Linked DNA regions of Homo sapiens: region 2 is linked to region 1. Evidence: read pairs that join two places in POLR2A ChIA-PET (ENCODE). Cell type or tissue: A673. All regions are shown on one strand. Links, peaks and the distances in the headings refer to the core of each region. The heading gives the core; the rest is flanking DNA.

Evidence for each region. Peaks named below come from ENCODE experiments on the same cell type or tissue, not always from the same donor. Only the 100,000 strongest peaks of a DNase experiment are listed, where the experiment ranks them.
Region 2: POLR2A ChIA-PET joins it to region 1 with 13 read pairs; 3 of 35 experiments call an interaction of 5 or more read pairs at or near these places.

Annotation. Positions count from the first base shown.
Region 1 is chr1:21,497,444-21,501,780 of GRCh38, reverse strand. No RefSeq gene overlaps it. Among named protein-coding and RNA genes, the nearest start is that of ALPL, 9.8 kb to the left of the region's middle. In A673, for the core only: no CTCF peak of the experiment used is centred there; no DNase peak of the experiment used is centred there.
Region 2 is chr1:21,588,089-21,592,424 of GRCh38, reverse strand. It overlaps LINC02596 (long intergenic non-protein coding RNA 2596), which reads right to left. Exons shown (of 2, transcript NR_187321.1): 2 at 1,238-1,440. Among named protein-coding and RNA genes, the nearest start is that of LINC02596, 3.8 kb to the right of the region's middle. RefSeq lists enhancers at 519-1,057, 1,058-1,597. In A673, for the core only: no CTCF peak of the experiment used is centred there; a DNase peak (open chromatin) is centred at 1,674; H3K27ac peaks cover 1,011 bases.

The DNA.
Region 1 (4,337 bases), core at 338-4,337:
GAAAGTAAATCTAGGGAAGTATGACATCCTAAAGCCAGAAAAATGTTTCAAGAAGCATGCAGTCAACAATTCAGATGTCACTGAAAGCCAACAGACATATTAACAGAGAGTCTGCTGATATCCTAAGTAAGAACAGTTTTATACTAAAATAATATGATGTGAAGACTTCACTTCTGGGCTGACTCAGGCAATATAACAAATTTTGTTGAGACTTCTAAATTCAGATCAATAAGTATTTGCTGAGCACTTAGTGTGCCCTGAACTATTTAACAAAGCCCCTGAGCGGTTCAAAGATTAGTGACATATTTCCTGTCCTCAAGAAACTTGTAGTCTCAGGAGAGAGATAAGAAAGTAACTCCATGAGCTTGTCCTTAAGGTACTTCATATAAATGAAATCACACAATGTTTGCCCTTTTGAAATTGATTCATAATAGATATGCATATTTTGGGGTAAAAACAAAACAAAACAAAACAAAAAAAAACAGAAAAGAAGCCATCCTTAGTAAGTAGGACAAAAGCTTGGCTACACCCAGGACGTCAGAGAGATCTCCTTCACCCCTGACACAGGGCTTTCATCAACTCTGATAAAATCTTCTTAAAGATTCATCCATCTTCCTGCCTGTACCTCAGCCTGCCTGTCCATCTCCTTGTCTTCTTCTTCTTTTTTTTTGTTTTTTATTTTTTAAGACCCAGTCTCGCTCTGTCTCCCAGGCTGGAATGCAGTGGTGTGATCTCGGCTCACTGCAACCTCTGCCTCCTGGTGATTCTCCTGTCTCAGCCTCCGGAGTAGCTGGGATTACAGGTGCGCACCACCAGGCCCAGCTAATTTTTGTATTTTTAGTAGAGATGGGGTTTTGCCATGTTGACCAGGCTGGTCTCGAACTCCTGACTTCAAGAGATCCACCCACCTTGGCCTCCCAAAGTGCTGGATTACAGGCATGAGCCACTGAGCCCAGCCATCATCTCCCTGTCTTCTGTGGATACAGCTGATATAAGCCTTGGAGATGCTTCCCCTGGGATGCTGTACCATTTTAGCATCCCGCTTCCTGTTAGATGCAAATTCAGGGACCTAAGGAGGCTTTAGGGCCTGGGCAGTGGCAGGCTGGTGTTGGCCACATTGGGGATTCTTTTAGCAATATTCTTTTTTTGTTTGTTTGTTTGTTTTTGAGATGGAGTCTCGCTCTGTAGCCTGGGCTGGAGTGCAGTGGCATGATCTCAGCTCACTGCAACCTCTGCCTCCAGGTTCAAGCAATTCTCCTGCCTCCTTCTCCCGAGTAGCTAGGATTACAGGTGCATGCCACCACGTCCAGGTAATTTTTTTTTTTTTTGTATTTTTAGTAGAGACAGTGTTTCACCATGTTGGCCAGGCTGGTCTCAAACTCCTGACCTCAAGTGATCTGCCTGCCTCGGCCTCCCAAAATGCTGGGACTACAGGTATGACCCACCACACCAAGCCAACAATATTTTTAAAGGCTTACTCTGTGTCCTGTCTATTTGCTTCCACTGAAATGCACGGACCAGTAGCCCAACCCAGAGACCTTCGACGTCTCTGTGTCCAGAACACAACCTGGAAGTACGTATCTCCTGACAACTGACCTTGAGCTCTATGCATTCCTCCAGGCCTTGTTTTAATGGATGACCTCTATCTTGGCAGGTTAAAGCCATGGACAGGGGCAGAGAGGTACCAGTAATTGGCCTCTTGTTTACTGTCTACATCCCAGCAAGAACATGAGAAGAGGAGCTGGGTCTGCTTGTCAAACAAAGAATACTTAACAGGCTGTGTTTAGGAGGGGCCTGAAGATTCTTCAGTTTTATCTCCTGCTCTCTCCTACCTCCTGGCCTCCCCTTACACTAAACATGGCTTGAAGTAGAGAATTAAGCTTTTTGGCTGGACTCCTGGACTCTCCATCAACTTGAATGGCAGGACTCAAGTCCAAAGGGCCTCTCTTAGCAAAGCTGTAGTTCTTCCCTCTCTTCTTTCAAGCAGCCCTGTTTCAAAAGAAGTATATTTCTTTCTTGTAGGAATTTACTAAAAACCACAAGAAGTGGCCAGCCAAACATTTCAAAATGCTAAAATTTTCCCACAAGTCTCCTAAAGAAGTAGCCTTATGTAGGCACATGGTTTAAATTCCAAGATTCAGCAGGCTGTGGAGTAACCAATTCTTTAATTACCAACTATTTGAGAGTTGCCACCTTCCCAGCCAAGAGCCTCAGGTCCAGGTCTCCTGCACCTACCTTGTCAGCTCTACAAGTCCCACTGTGCAAGGCCTGTTACTTGCAACATCCCACTTCTGGTACCAGTTTCATCACCAGTTAGAAAGCTCCAAGTAACAGAAAATACAACTTCTCAAACTGGTTTTGAAAATAATGGAATGTATGGGCTCACTAAAATGAAAAGTCTATAACCAGAGGCAGGGCACGATGGCTCATGCCTGTAATCCTAGCACTTTGGGAGGCCAAGGCAGGAGGATGGCTTGAGCCCAGGACTTGGAGACCAGCCTGGGCAATGTGGCAAAATCCCATCTCTACAAAAAAACAAACACTACAACAACAATAACAAAACCCCACAAAAAGTAGTTGAGCATTATGGCACGTACCTGTAGTCCCAGCTACTTTGGAGGCTGAGGTGGGAGGATGGCTTGAGCTGGTGGTGGAGGGGGTATGGGGGTGTCGAGGCTGCAGCGGGTAGTGATCACACCACTGCATTCCAGCCTGGATGACAGAGTGAGATCCTGTCTCAAAAAAAAAAAAAAAAAAAAAAGTCTACATCCAGAGCGTCTTCCCAGTGGTTCAGTGATATAATCAGGACCTTGCTTTTCTGTCTTTCCATTCTCAGCTCCTCTTCCTCCCTCTTGGGCCCATTCTCACCCAAGCAGAGGTTCCCAGGTGATATATGGAAGTCACTGTTAATATATTAAAAAAAAAAAAGAAGAAGAAAAAAAGAAAGAAAAGAAAGAAAGAAAATCTATTTCCCCAAACAAACACAAGTCTTGGAATTGCATCTCCTGGACCCAGCCTCCACGATGAGCTCCCTAAGCCTGTCACAACAGTGATTGATTTAAGCCAATCCAGGCCCACCCTTGGAGATGGAGTGGAGTTCAACCCACCCAATCTGCCCTGAAAAGAGAAGAGGGGAGTGGGTGCTGGAGAGGCAACTCACAAGTGTCCCACACACAATAGCTTTAGGATTTAGGCAAGCACTTGAAGTAAATAATAATAAAAATATTGTATATGTGTAAAGTCCAATATGTTTTAAAATATATAAATCATCTAGGTTCATGCTAGGAAGTGTAAATGCAAAAAGTCAAGTAAACTAAAATGCCTGGTAATCTTATCACACAGAGATATCCCATTTAACACCTTGGTTTTTATCTTTCCAAATCTAATTTTTAAAAAAACTTTAAAAGGATAGGCGCGTAGGATGATACATATTGAGAGTCCCTGCTTTTCTCCCATCATACGCCAACATTTTCCTAATCCTGTCCAAGTTTTTAAGCCCTTTGGATGCATTATCTCATTTACTCCTCTGGGTAGGGGTTATTATGATCCCCATTCAACAGAGAATGAAAACGGAGGCTTGGAGGCTAAACCAAGATCAGGCACCCAGCATGTGGCTCCCAGCCTAGGCCCCCTAACCACGGGGCCTCACAGTCTCTGTCAGGGGAGAGAGAGGGCATGCCCACAAGCCCTTCTGGAAGGTGAGAGTGACTGTGTGGCACACCTCCAGGACAGTCCAGTCTCCTTGACAGCCTCCTTCTACGTGGTCCCAGGTGTTTCTGGGCACTCAGAGTAAGGAAGACTAGTGGGTTTAATGTTTATCACCTCAAAGTGCAGTGTCAGGAATCCCAGGGATTCTGGACTCTTCACATACCTCCAGGGGGCGGGAGTGGTTAGGGCAGCGGGGGACAGAGGGCAAACATCCCTCCTCAGATTTCAACTCCTCCAGTTTTCTGTGTGCTTGCAGGGCTAGAGTGAGCGCGTGATGGGGTGGGCTCCGAAGGCCTGAGCCCTCATCTCCTAGCAGTTGCAAATGAAAAGGTCTATAGTGATGGACTGTGGCCCAGGCTCTGAAGTCAGACTACCTGGGCTCAAATCTGGCTCCAGTAGCTGCTTGACCTTGAGCAAGTGAGGCTCTCCGTGCCTCAGTTCTTCATCTGTGAAATGGGAATGTTAACAACTTCCACAGAGGGTTGTTGGGAAGTTTATGTAAAATAATACCTGTAAGTCCCTTGGAAGAGATATACCTGCTCTTATGAGCATTATTTTATTGGATATCTATATTAATGAAAAATTTAGTTGCAGGTAATGGAAAACCTCTCCACTGGCATAACCAAAGA
Region 2 (4,336 bases), core at 1-4,000, 91 kb before region 1:
CTGAGCGTCCTGTATTTTATCTGGCAACCGTCTCCAGGGAGGCTCTTGGAGTGAAGGGAGAGGTTTCTCAGGAAAGGCAGGTTGCACAGGCCAGTCTGATGGCAGTGTCACAACCATGCCCTGGAGAAATCCCAGTCTGATGAGGGAGGCACAGCTACAGACCACCAGGAGTTGGTGTGGGGACAGTCCTTGGGAACGTGGTGGGGAGGCACGTGACACACAGTCTTCTTAATGGAACCAGAGACATCAGAAGGAAGGGTCTGTGTGTGCATGAATGGCTGAGCCCAGCACCTTGCACACAGTAGGGGCTCCATAAATATTTGCTGAATGAATGAAGAATCCGGGGAATGGAGGGGGATGCGCATCCGGGGAATGGAGGGGCAGTAGTACCCTACTGCCCAAGCTCCTAGGAACCAAGTGTGTGCCACCCCCAACCCAGGGACTCCCCAATATGAGCTGCAAAGGGGACGGGAGGGGGCAGAGTGGGTAAAGAGAGATCAGCTTTTCCCTTATTTTGGCCCCTCCCCAGACCCCAATCCTATGTGGGAATTCAGCCCTGGGCAAGGGTGCAGGTGGTGGTGGGGACTAGGGCAGGTGATCTACCCTTGTGGCATTTGGGGATGGCTGGGATGAAGGTGGGGGGGCGCAGGCCAGAGGGCACTGCTCAGTGACGCTGCTGTTTCTCAGGGGCCTCCCGTGTGCAGTGCCCTGTGCCCTAGCGGGGTGTTGGACGAGACAGGGGACCCCTGGAACCCGGGAAGTGAGGGGTCCTTGTTTCTGGGCAGGTGAGACTTGGGCCTTTGTCTGTGGCCCATTAATCTCAGGGGTCTCCCTGGAGGTGGCGGGGGGAGGCAACTAGGGAGAGACCTGTGGCCCTTTCATGCCTCCCCAGGGGCAGAATTCCTTAAACAGCCTTTTTATTCGTTCACTCATTCATTCACTTGCTAACAGGCTCGCTTACTCACTCATTGTTGCCATTCACTGAGATGACCCCCCGACCGCCCCCTGAACTCTGCCCCCTGCTCAGGATCTCAGGCGCTTGTCCAATCCCAGCAGGAACATACCACTGGCTCCTGGCATGACACTGGGCAAGTCATTGACCCTTCGGAGCCTTGGTTTCCCCAGCCCTGCAATGGGGCTACACTAGCAGCTCCCTGGCAGGATTATTGCGAGAATGCGTGAGATGTTGCCTGCCCCCCGGGAGCACTTCCAAAGGGAGCCACGGCTGCTGCTGGCACCATTATCATCATCATTATTATTATTAATCATTGCAAGGCCCCCATGGGTTGGGCAAGGAGCAGCCGCCTGGCTCCATGTCCAGGTCATGCCGAGGCTGTTCTGGGAAGCGCCCGCTTCCCCTTGGGGCGTCAATCATCTCAGTTCCCAGCCCTCCTTTTCAAGGGGTGTCAGCGTTTTGGCTTCTAGATGCAGCATGAAATCCTGTAGAGAAAAGTGAGAGGTGGGGATGGAGCCGAAGCCTCGCCCCCTCTTCACCTGCAGTGTGAATTCCGGGCCTTGGTTTCCCCAGTCGTGCAGCCGGGGGCTGGGCTGGGCATCCTGCCAGAGCCCAGAAGGGGCCTCTCCATGTGTCATCCTGTTAGAAACGGTTTAGCTCCGAGCCTATAATCACATCTACCCGGGGAGGAACTAACACAGCGTTTCTTTAAATTGGGCTCTAATTGCAGCTTTTAGTGGAGTCACATGCACCCCATCCCCCAGCCGGTCTGAATTAGGGCGGCTGTCCCAGCCTGCCCTGCCAAGTACAGGAATCCCCCAGGATTGCTGTGGCTCCCACTGAGCCAGCGGTGGATGAGTCCAGGGCTGCTGTTTCTCAGGGGCCTCCCGTGTGCAGTGCCCTGTGCTGGGCGCTTCCGTCTGGGGAACTCCTTGTCATTTCACCACCTGAGGATCAGGCACTTCTGGGACCTGCTTGCCACCAGGCCTCCTTTCTATTCACCCAGAAGTGGGGAGCCAGGCCTGGAGAGTGGGGTGTTGGCGGGCAAGGCCAGAGGCCGTGCCCCTCCTTGGGGGCGTGGTGGGGGAGCCTGTGGTTTCCCTGTTTGTTCTGGAGATCCCAGCCGCTTCCCCGAGGAGACAGCTGACGGTTCCCAGGCCACAGCCCCTCAGGCGGGGCCAGACCACGGCTGGCCAGCCTGGGAGCACTGCCCGCCAGCCACCCGGGCTCCGCCAGGCCCTGGCGCTGGGTGGTCTGGGCAAGGGCCAGGGGGGGGCCTTGGTCCTGGCCACAGGGCAGGAACCGTGACCAGAGCCAGGCATGGGGCTGCCCTGCCAGGGACCTAGAGGGGTCCTGAAGGCCACGGCGGGGCCAGGCCAGGGGCAGAGGCCAGCATGGGCAAACACTGCCTTGGGGAGACCCAGGAGGGGAAGACTCCAGGCCCCAGGTCCATCTACAGGAGGACCTCCAGAGAGACACTCACCCCCTTCAGGAATGTCCCAGTTGGAAGGTTTCAACCCAGCCATTGAGTTGGCTCAGACAGGAGTCCACCTTAGAGGCTGGCAGAAGAGTCGGGGTTGGCAGACAGAAGACCTAGACCCCAGCCCTGCCTTCCTTCAGACCTCAGTTTCCCCATCTGTACAATGGGCAGGGGACACAACCTCGTGCTTGACATGGGCTCTTCCAGCTGACCAGGCTGTGGATGGGAGGTGGGCAGCCCAGGCTGGAAGGATCTCAGTCATTCCCACATTCATTCTCAGGGACTTGTCTTTCTATTTATTATTTGTTTTTGAGATAGTGTCCCACTCTGGCGCCAAGACCGGAGCACAGTGGCACGATCATAGCTCACTGTAGCCTTCAATTCCTGGGCTCAAGCTATCTTCCCATCTCACCACCACACCCGGGACTAGAATTGGGGCCTCATTTTGTTGCTGAGGCTGGTCTCGAACTTCTGGGCTCAAGTGATCCTCCTGCCTTAGCCTCCCAAGGTGCTGGGATTACAGGCATGAACCACCACATCTGGCCTGACCAATAGGATTTTGATTAGGATTACATTCACTTTACTTCTTTCTTTGGTTTTGTTTTTTCCTCAGGGGCTTCTCCTTGCCCCACCCCTGAGTCCTGCGGCACCCCCTGTACCTTGGATGAAGCCCTCTCTGTTCCCAGCTGTCCGGGAAAGAGCCCCTGTGGGTTTCAGAGCCTAGCAGACCCCAGTTCAAATCCTGACCACTGGCTGTCTGTAACCCTGGGCAAGTCACTTGCTCTCTCCAGCCCATAACTATAAATACCATCCTGACCCTCATCTTTCTATTTCCTCCCTCGAACTCCAGACTCTTTTCCTCCTACCTACCCAGCCAGCGTCTCCACTCCAAGGTCCAGTGGGCACCTCCAGCCCAATGTGATCCAAACCCAACTGTCTGTTTTCTCCCCACTTCTGGTTCCCCATACCCGTAAACAGCACCTCCATCAACCCAGGTGCCCAGCCCCGATTCCCCTGTTCCCTCCCCTCCCGACGTGCAGTCCACCAGGGAGCTCTGCTGGCCCTCCCTCCCAGCATGTCTGGGATCCAACTCCTTCCCGCCACCACCACACTTAGCCTGGTCCAAGCCACCACCACCTCCAACCCAGACAGGGAAAGCTCCAGACTGAGCTCTGGGCTCAGCTCCTGGAGCTCCCCAGCCTCCTCTGCTCCCCAGCCACTCGAGTAATCAAAGCACAAGCCAGTCACTTGTCTCCCCTGCTTCTTTTTTTTTTTTTTTTTTTTGAGACGGAGTCTCGCTCTCGCTCTGTCGCCCAGGCTGGAGTGCAATGGCGTGATCTCAGCTCACTGCAACCTCCATCTCCCGGCTCCAGGCAATTCTCCTGCCTCAGCCTCCTGAGTAGCTGGGATTACAGGCACGCACCACCACACCCGGCTAATTTTTGTATTTTTAGTAGAGACGGGGTTTCATCATATTGGTCAGGCTGGTCTCGAACTCCTGACCTCATGATTCACCTGCCTCGGCCTCCCAAAGTGCTGGGATTACAGGCGTGAGCCACCACGCCCAGCTGTCTCCCCTGCTTCTAACCCTCCAGTGGCTTCCTCTCTGCGACCAGAAGAAGATGCCAGCTCTTTTCATGCCACATCCCATAATGCAGCCTCTGTCCCACTCACTGATCCCCGTTTCTCTGGGTTCCAGCCACATCACCTTATTTCTGGTCCTCATTTCTGCCCCAGGTGGTTGCACTTGATCTATTGCCTGCCTGGAGCCGTTGTTCCTCCAGGTCTTTGCAAGGCATTGTCCTTGCAAATGTCACTCCCTCAGACAGGCCTTCCCTGACCACCAGCTACAGCAGTGCCCCAGTCACTCTCTGGCTTTTGGTTTTCCTATCTGTAAAATG